Regions from separate parts of the Homo sapiens genome. Here region 2 is linked to region 1. Evidence: chromatin contacts called from ENCODE Hi-C data. All regions are on one chromosome and are shown on one strand. The core of a region is the stretch at or near the end of the contact, and the rest is flanking DNA. Distances in the headings are between cores, read along the strand shown. Region 1 overlaps TULP4 (TUB like protein 4). Region 2 overlaps SNX9 (sorting nexin 9).

Region 1 (4,186 bases), core at 454-2,953:
GTATTCTTTGTACTTTATTCCAATTTTTATAGTTTGAAATTATTTCCAAATAAAAGGGTTTTTAAATGCCTTTTATCCAAGGTCCTATTGGACATTCATTAACAAGTTCTCTGGGTAAGCATGGAGCTCTGCCACAGCCCTCAAAAAGAAAGAGACTTGTCTAAAACTACAGTCCAATATGGTAGTTACTAGCCACATGTGGCAACTGGGCACTTGCCAGTGTGGCTAATCCAAATTGAGATGTGCCAGATTTCAAAGACTTAGTATAAAAAAAAGAGTATCGGTTATCAAATTAGTAGTTTGTATATCGATTACATGCTGAAATATTTTAGATATATTGAGTTAAAGTATATTAAAAATTAATTTCACCTGTTTCTTTTTACTTTTAATGTGTCTATTTAAAATTTAATATTACATATGTGGTTAATATTATGTTTCTATTGCACAATGCTGATTTAAAATATAATAATGCTTTTTTTAAAAAAGAGATATTGATCACTTAAACAAGTGTTTCATTACTAGGGGAAAATTTCAGTTTACATTACAGAGCCTGACTCCCCTAAGGTGTTTTCAATCTTGAAAATAGTTAGGTTTTTCAAAGCACAATTAAAGGAAAACAAAATTTTAAGGCCTAGGAGACAAGCAAAAGCTCTTTGGTCATGTTTAAGTGATTCCCTAATTAGTCACAAATGCCATCTGTAGCGAATTTCCTGAAGAGGTTAAAAAAAAATCTAAAATTGTGAAAAACATCAAGTGAATGGAGAGACAATAGATGGTTTTTACACTCTTGTTTTCTGTATAAAATTAACTTCCCAAGTCCTAAACATTAACTCATACTGCCTTTTTAAACAAAGCCATCAAACATTTATTTCTGCTACCAAGGAGTTTACAAAATAGAGCTTTCTGACAAGGATGGTGCTTTCGAGGTTATTCTTCTTTTTTTTTTTTAATGTTAAGGTTCTGATTAATGAACTCTTCCTTAAACTCTAAAAATTTAATCAGCAAAGAAAGAACAGAGCTAAAACATACAAATCTCGGTTTTGCCTTAAACGTTGTCACAGGGATTATATACAGGGAGGAAAAAGAAAGGCTGGAAGTGAGCTTGACTAGGAGGATAAAGAAAAGTCCCTAAGATAGAGACAATCTCCTCTGTATTTTAGTAGACCAAATCTAACTAGGCCAAGTGGAAAAAACAACACATGTCAGTAAGAATTCCCTAAAACAGCAACAATGAGGAAGAGAAACCAAATGTAGGTTGCCAGAAGGTACAATAAAAACACCCAGCAATAGAATCTTGGGCAAAATGCACAGGTGTGTTTGTTTTGGAAGTTTGGAGTCAAGGTTGTGGGTGGACCCAACTGGAAACACCAAACTGTTGCACAGTACAAATTCTCACGTTTTTCCTTGTGGCACCCTTCCCACCCATCCTATACCATATCCCAGAGAAATGACCAACTTCTAGACAAAAACCTCCTAGTAAAATACGATACCCACTGCCCAGTGCACTAAGGATTCATTTCTGTGTTTCTGACTAAAACCCTCGCTGTTGAAGGCCCAATAGGTAGCTCCATGCAGAGCTGAGGCCCCAAGTCAGGCTCTGCTGGCTTGCGAGGCGGGAAGATGAATGAACTGCACAAGATGAGTCTAGAATGCCTTACAGATTAGGCACATTAGTGTCCAGTGTCCTAGAATCCCAAACCTGTAACAGAACTAGTGGCAAAAGTCCCTCCTCCCCACACAGCGGGGACACCTCCCACCTGTACTAACCTCTCACCTGCCTCCTGCCTCACATTCCATTCCCACATTTAGCAACCATGAGGGCACTCCTCTCCCCTGCTGAGCCATATGAGATGTAACTAGGCAATTCTTCTCTCCACCAACATCAGGCACTGAAGGGTTATTCTCTGGGTTAGCCACAACTCGTTTTGGGAATCTCAGGCACAGCAGAGATAGTGACAAGGATTGAAAACAAGAATGATGTTGTGAAAAGCCAAATACATAGAATCTAGAAGGTTCCTGAGTTCAATTTCAGCTCTGTCAATTAGCAGAGATGCCTTACTTTGGGCAAGCTGCTTAACGTCTCTGTACCTCACTTTCCTCATCTAAAAAAAAAAGATGACAATAACAGGTGCAAAGCTGCAGAGCTGATGTGAGGACTGAGTGAGCTATAGCACTTAGGATGGTGTCTGGTACAAAATAAATACTCAATATTAGCTCCTCCTCCTCCCTCCTCCTGCTCCTCCAACTTTCATATAACTAGGTCTACCTCTTTCCCAGCACGCACGCACACACACACACACACACACACACACACACACACACACACACACACACCAGCTCTGAGAATGCTGGCAACAGGAGTATATTCACAGGTGTGTGACTGGAAGTTTCTTACTGAAAGAAACTGGACCACTACGGAGAAAGCTGCTTGGATGCTGACCTTTGGCAGTCCCAAGAAAACAGCTGGTTCTCCCCCAGGTCATTATATAATACAATAAAGCTCACCAGCTAAACACCCCCTACATATACACACACAAAAGATGCCAAAGAGATTCATGGTGCACTACTCTTACATTTGAATAAATAGTCAAGGATCATTAGACATTTAAAGAAGACCTCAATTATAAAAAATCTGGGTGGTGGTGGGGAGATTCACACAGAACCACCCCTATACACACTCACACACACCTCTTTAAAAAACCTCAAAAAAAGCAGATCTAATGCATGGACAAAAAAAAAATTGTTTAAAACCATAATTTGTATCCTCACAGAAGTATGAGAAAATATAGTGCCCATAAAATAAGAACTGGAGCAGCCAGTAGATTAGAACAAGATGTTAGAAATGAAAACCATCATGGCTCTGAAATAATTTTGATTAGAAAAGCTTAAAAAATAAAGTAAGGAAATCTCTCAGAAAGTCAAACATGTAAAACTTTAAAAGTCAGGAAGTTATTCTAAGAGGTTAAACATCTGACTAGTAGGTTAGAGAAAACAGAGAAAATCCAGGATGCAGGTGGGTAGTAATTCTTAAAGCAACAACAACCAAAAAGCCCTGGAACTGAAGAGCATCGTTTCCACCAAATGGGTCTCTACCTTGTTAATGTGAAAAAAGTTACTAAAGCAGACCATTATGAAATTTCAGAATACCTAGAAAAAAGAACACATGCATAAACTTTTGAATGTTTTTTAGGTCACATATAAAGGACCTAGAGTAATAATAGTCAATTTTAAAAAGCCCTCATCATGTGCCAGCCACTTTTCTAAATGGCTATAGTAACCACTGAATCCTTACAACAAATCCCATATGAGGAAAGTATTATTTATAAATCCATTTCACAAATGAGAAAATCATAGTACAGTCTGGTACACAAGGGGGATGGTTGCAGGACTGTGCACGTATACCCAAATTCTCACATACTCAAATCCCGCAGTCAGCCCACAAGAACTTAAGCATACAAACGTTGATTTTGTGTATAATCCTCTCCATATAAACATGGATTTTGCATCCCAGAAATACTGTATTTTTGATCCGTATTTGATTGAAAAAATTCCACATATAAGTGGATCCACAAAGTTCAAACCATGATAGTCAAGGGACAACTATAAAGATAAATTAGATAATATATTTAAAGTCATGGCATTACTAAGTGATGGAGCTAGAACGTAAACTGAGTCTAGCTCCGGGGCCTGAGCTCTTAACTACTATGCTTCTAAAAACTCTGGAAATGTGAAGACAAAATTCTGAAGAAAACTACCTAGAAATCTGTACCCAGCCAAACTATCAAGTGTGAAAGCAATTAAGACATTTACAGAGATTAAAAGTCTTATACTTTATGACTTACAAATACTTTCTTAGGAAGATACTGGAGATTATGTTCCAACAAAAAGGAGTTTAACCAAAAAAATACAAGATTCCATAAACGACACGTGGAATAAATAGGGGGCAAAGAGAATTCCCAAGATGATGATTAAAAGGAAGTTCAGGAAATCACCTGGGCAGCAGGCCCACTGAGCAACCAATCCAGAGAGCAGAAGGATGACAAAGGACTCTCAGATGGAGGTGTTCAGGAAAAAAACAAAAACAAAACAAAACAAAAAAATGAACTGATAAACCATCTAATTGGTTTGAATGTATGAAATTATGCTGAAGATGTAGGAAGGTTTTGCAATAGATAAACTAAACCAC
Region 2 (4,186 bases), core at 712-3,211, 490 kb after region 1:
CAGTCAGCATGGGGGAAATCGACCCCGTGATTCAATTACCTCCACCTGGTCCCTCCTGTGACACTTGGAGATTACAGCGATTACAATTCAAGATGAGATTTGGGTGGGGACACGAAGCCTAACCATATCACAGATACTCAAGAGGATGAGGCAGGAGGATTGCTTCAGTGTGGGAGTTCAAGGCTTCAATGAGCCATGTTTGCACCACTGGACTCCAGCCTGGGCAACAGAGCAAGACTCTATTTAAAAAAAAAAAAAAAAAAAGAAGGGGAATGGGTTTTTAAAGGCTGAAAACTTTGCTTTTGGTCATTATATAGTAATTGAACTCTAATAGAAGTAAATATTAGAATATTTTAAAAATCTTGGCTGGGCATGGTGACTCACGCCTGTAATCCCAGCACTTTGAGGGGCCGAGGCAGGTGGATCACTTGGTGTCAGGAGTTTGAAACTGGGCTGGCCAATATGGTGAAACCCCATCTCCACTAAAAATACAGAAATTAGCTGAGCGTGGTGGCACACATCTGTAATCCCAGTTGCCTGGGAGGCTGAGGCAGGAGAACTGCTTGAACCCAGGAGGTGGAGGTTGCAGTGAGCTGAGATCATGCCACTGCACTCCAGCCTGGGTGACAAAGTAAGACTCTGTCTCAAAAATAAAATTAAATTTAAAATGTCTATACTTTTTGGTATCATCTTGGCTTTAGATGATTCAGACAGCTCAACCTATTGTAACCACAGATCTCAGTAACCTAACGGGTATTGATTTCCTAGGGTTTTGGAGCTTTTAGGGGTTGCAAGGACATTGAATACGCTTTACATACTGTTGGAATTGCATCAGACTAATCTGGTTCAACTTTTATGTAACAAAGTTATGAGCTGCTTTTCAGTTGGCATGGACCTCCAGGTTGAACGTCACATCACCAGAGCATGCCCAAAACTAAGTGTGCAGCCATGGATAGAACCCACGTGCTCAGATGGGCACTTGGAATGGAATGGGCATGAGGAATGAGCACTGAATTAAGAAGTGGACACTAACAGTTTGGGAGGCTGTAATCACAATTCTTTGGGAGGCTGACACAGGAGGATCGTTTGAGCCTAGGAGTTTGAGACCAACCTGGGGAACATGGCGAGACCTCAATTCTACTAAAGAAAAAAAAATTTAAAAAATTGGCCGGGGGGGTGGCACACAGCTGTAGTCCAAGCTACTTGTGAGGCTGAGGTGGGAGAATCACTTAAGCCCAGGAGTTCAAGGCTGCAGTGAGTTATTATCATGCCACTGCACTCCAGCCTGAGGAACAGACTGAGACCCCGTCTCTACAAAAAAAAAAAAAAATTCTTTTAAATTAGCCAGGTGTGCTGGCACGCACTTTGTGGTGTCAGCTTACTCAGGATGTTGAGGTGAGAGGATCGCTGGAGCCCAGGAGGTTGAGCTGCAGTCAGTGGAGGTTGCACCACTGCACTTCAGCCTGGGCAACAGAAGAGAGACCCTGACTCAAAAAAAAAAAAAAAAAAAAAAAAAAAAAAAAAAACCACAGTGGACACCACATGGCAGGATCCAAAATCCGATCAGATCAAGCCCTGGTGTCACCCCATGGCAGGATCCAGTCAGATTATGCCTCCAGCATCACCCCACTGCAAGATCCAATCAGATCACGCCTCATTACCTCTAAGTACAAAACCTGACGTAGCCCCCAGCGTGGAGAGACAGACTTAAGTCCAACTCCTGTCTCCTTGCTCAGCTGTCTGGCAATAAGCCTCTCTCACTACAAAAACCTGGTGCTTCAGTGTTTGGCTTTCCACTACATGGGCAAATGGACCCAGTTCAGTTCGGCAATACTGGTAGATAGTCACGGGACAAAGTAAATCTGATGCATCAACAAAACAACTGTAAAATCATATTATTCAACTCTTGACTCTAAAATCTGAGTCATGGTTTAGGAAGGCGGGAGGAGAAGTGCAGTGCTGGAAACCCTGCCTAACCACAAAGAATTAACCACCCTGCCTCTTCTAAGCTCCTGAGGGAGAAGGCACATGGTGGCAGGTAAAATTACCAATGTATTTATGAAACAGCAATTTGTAACACCTTCAGATTCAGTGCTAGTTGTTCAGTAAGTTTTCAGTTATGTTTTAAAGCTACTTTTAAAACATACTCTTTTTTTCCCCTGGAAGAAGAAAATTTCCTTAAGTACCATACTTAAGAAAATTACAAAATAATATTTGTAATCCTGAATGCATTAGCATTCTTCTATTGAAGTGCCCTTACTATGTGTAAGCATTAAAAAATTTTTCCAACCTAGTACAATTTGAAACAAATTAACAGAAGGTATATAAGTTTGGGAATCTGCTTTAGAGGCCTAAAGACAGTAAGTTTTTAATTAAAAAAAAATCTTTTTTTTCCTTGTTACAAAAGCAGCAAATATTCATTACTTAAAATCTTGAGACTATAAAACAAACTAAAACATAAAAAAACTTCTTATGTGCAGCCACTATGCAATAGGCAACTATTTATACATACGTCTAAATTTTCAAGCCTTTTTCTGTGAATTTAAATTAGGAAATACATTTAAACTCGCACATTTTAAATACACCAATTCATTAATATCTGAATGTCAACTGTCCTAGGGAGGATCCAAATCTTTATTCCCAGCATCCAAGTGGCACAAAATAGCTACTGAAATGTCTGCTGAACTGAATATCTGGGATCTGACAAGGCAAAGTCTGGACTTGCAGACTGTGGAGCTGTACTATGGAAGTATTTTTGAAGCAACTGAAGTGATAGAGTAAGGTTTAAAACTCACTCAAAGTACTAAGTAACAGACTGATATGGTTTGGCTGTGTCTCCCCAGATCTCATCTTGAATTGTAGTTCCCATAATCCCCACATGTTGTGGGAGGCACCTGGTGGGGGTAATTGAATCATGGGGGCAGTTACCCCCATGCTGTTCTCATGAATTCTCACAAGATCTGATGGTTTTATAAGGGTTTTCCCCCTTTTGCTCGGCACTTCTTCCTGCTGCCATGTGAAGAAGGACATGTTTGCTTCCCCTTCCACCATGGATTTGTAAGCTTCCTGAGGCCTCTCCAGCCCTTTGGAACTGTGAGTCATTTAAATCTCTTTTCTTTATAAATTACCTAGCCTCGGGTATTTCTTCATAGCAGCATGAGAACAGACTAATACACAGACATTTCAAGACTTGGGTCCTTTGAAAGCCTCTGGGCTTGAGGAACTGTGCCAGGAGCCTGCACTGTGCCCCTGCAGACAGCCTGCCCTCCTTCAAGACATTGTGCCCTTTGAGTACAAGGACAGGCCTTTCATACTGACATCCCAGAGGACCTGGCACATCTGAAGTTCAAATGAATGAGTTGTGGATGACAACGGGTGATAGGCAACAGAATGAAGCTGCATTTCCCCCTCTTTAATTTATCCCTAAAGTTAAGTGTCTGACTTAATGAACAATCACAAATCTGTGACTTCTGAGTACTGTCCCTGTGGGTAATAATACCATATGACTCGATTTTCAGATACTACAAATAACTTAGAAAAATTCAGTCAGACTGAATAGCATCCTTAAACACTGCATTTACAATGCCTAGAAATTAGTAAGTAGTCTATCATGTGCTTTTAATAGTCAAAAGAAAAATGACAAAGAAATATCAATTGGAAAGTTTTGAAATGCCCACAGTTTGACAGCTTGACTGAAGGTTTGGTTTCAACCAAAATGCTTAACAACTTTTTGACCTTTCCCTCTGCAAAGATCAGATTAACACTTTCATGCACATATTCCACTCCCTTCACTTGACAGTCTGCTATAAAGATGCTCTGACTTGGATTTTGTTCCAGCAACTAGAGCAAGCTAATACCTGAGCCACTGCCAGACTGAAACAACTGAAGTGCTGAATAAAATATTAAAAGCAAAAGATACAAACTAAACACCTTTTGAAACACACTGCTGAGTTAGCACAAAAGGAAAGGCTCCGGAGAGGCCACAAAGGAAGTGAAAGCAGAAACCCTGGGAGAACACATGTGCTGAGGCAGGATTTCCCGCTGGGAGACTCCACAAACCTGGGAGCCTGGCTCTGTGCTCTGGGGACTGTGTGGGGGCAGGGGAGGCAACACACAAAGTGTCCTGTATTAAGCTACAAGCTGGGACTCCAAAAGGACCTCAGCATAAGGGTAAAGAGGAAAACCT

What was found. A loop is a pair of places that touch in the nucleus more often than their neighbours do. Pooled maps may share reads with other maps.
Region 2: a map with no recorded cell type shows a loop between it and region 1 (3-fold over the local background). The contact joins two enhancer-like sites. A Hi-C loop is called at or near these places in 2 of 37 single-sample maps with no recorded cell type and 2 of 50 pooled maps.

The regions. Positions count from the first base shown.
Region 1 is chr6:158,326,228-158,330,413 of GRCh38, reverse strand. The region is part of intron 1 of TULP4 (TUB like protein 4); the gene reads right to left. Among named protein-coding and RNA genes, the nearest start is that of SNORA116, 5.3 kb to the right of the region's middle. Within about 2 kb of position 1,703, at least 3 of the 41 ENCODE cell types and tissues checked have a DNase peak (open chromatin) inside an H3K27ac peak, as active enhancers do.
Region 2 is chr6:157,831,491-157,835,676 of GRCh38, reverse strand. All of the region lies in intron 1 of SNX9 (sorting nexin 9), which reads right to left. Among named protein-coding and RNA genes, the nearest start is that of SNX9, 10 kb to the right of the region's middle. Within about 2 kb of position 1,961, at least 6 of the 41 ENCODE cell types and tissues checked have a DNase peak (open chromatin) inside an H3K27ac peak, as active enhancers do.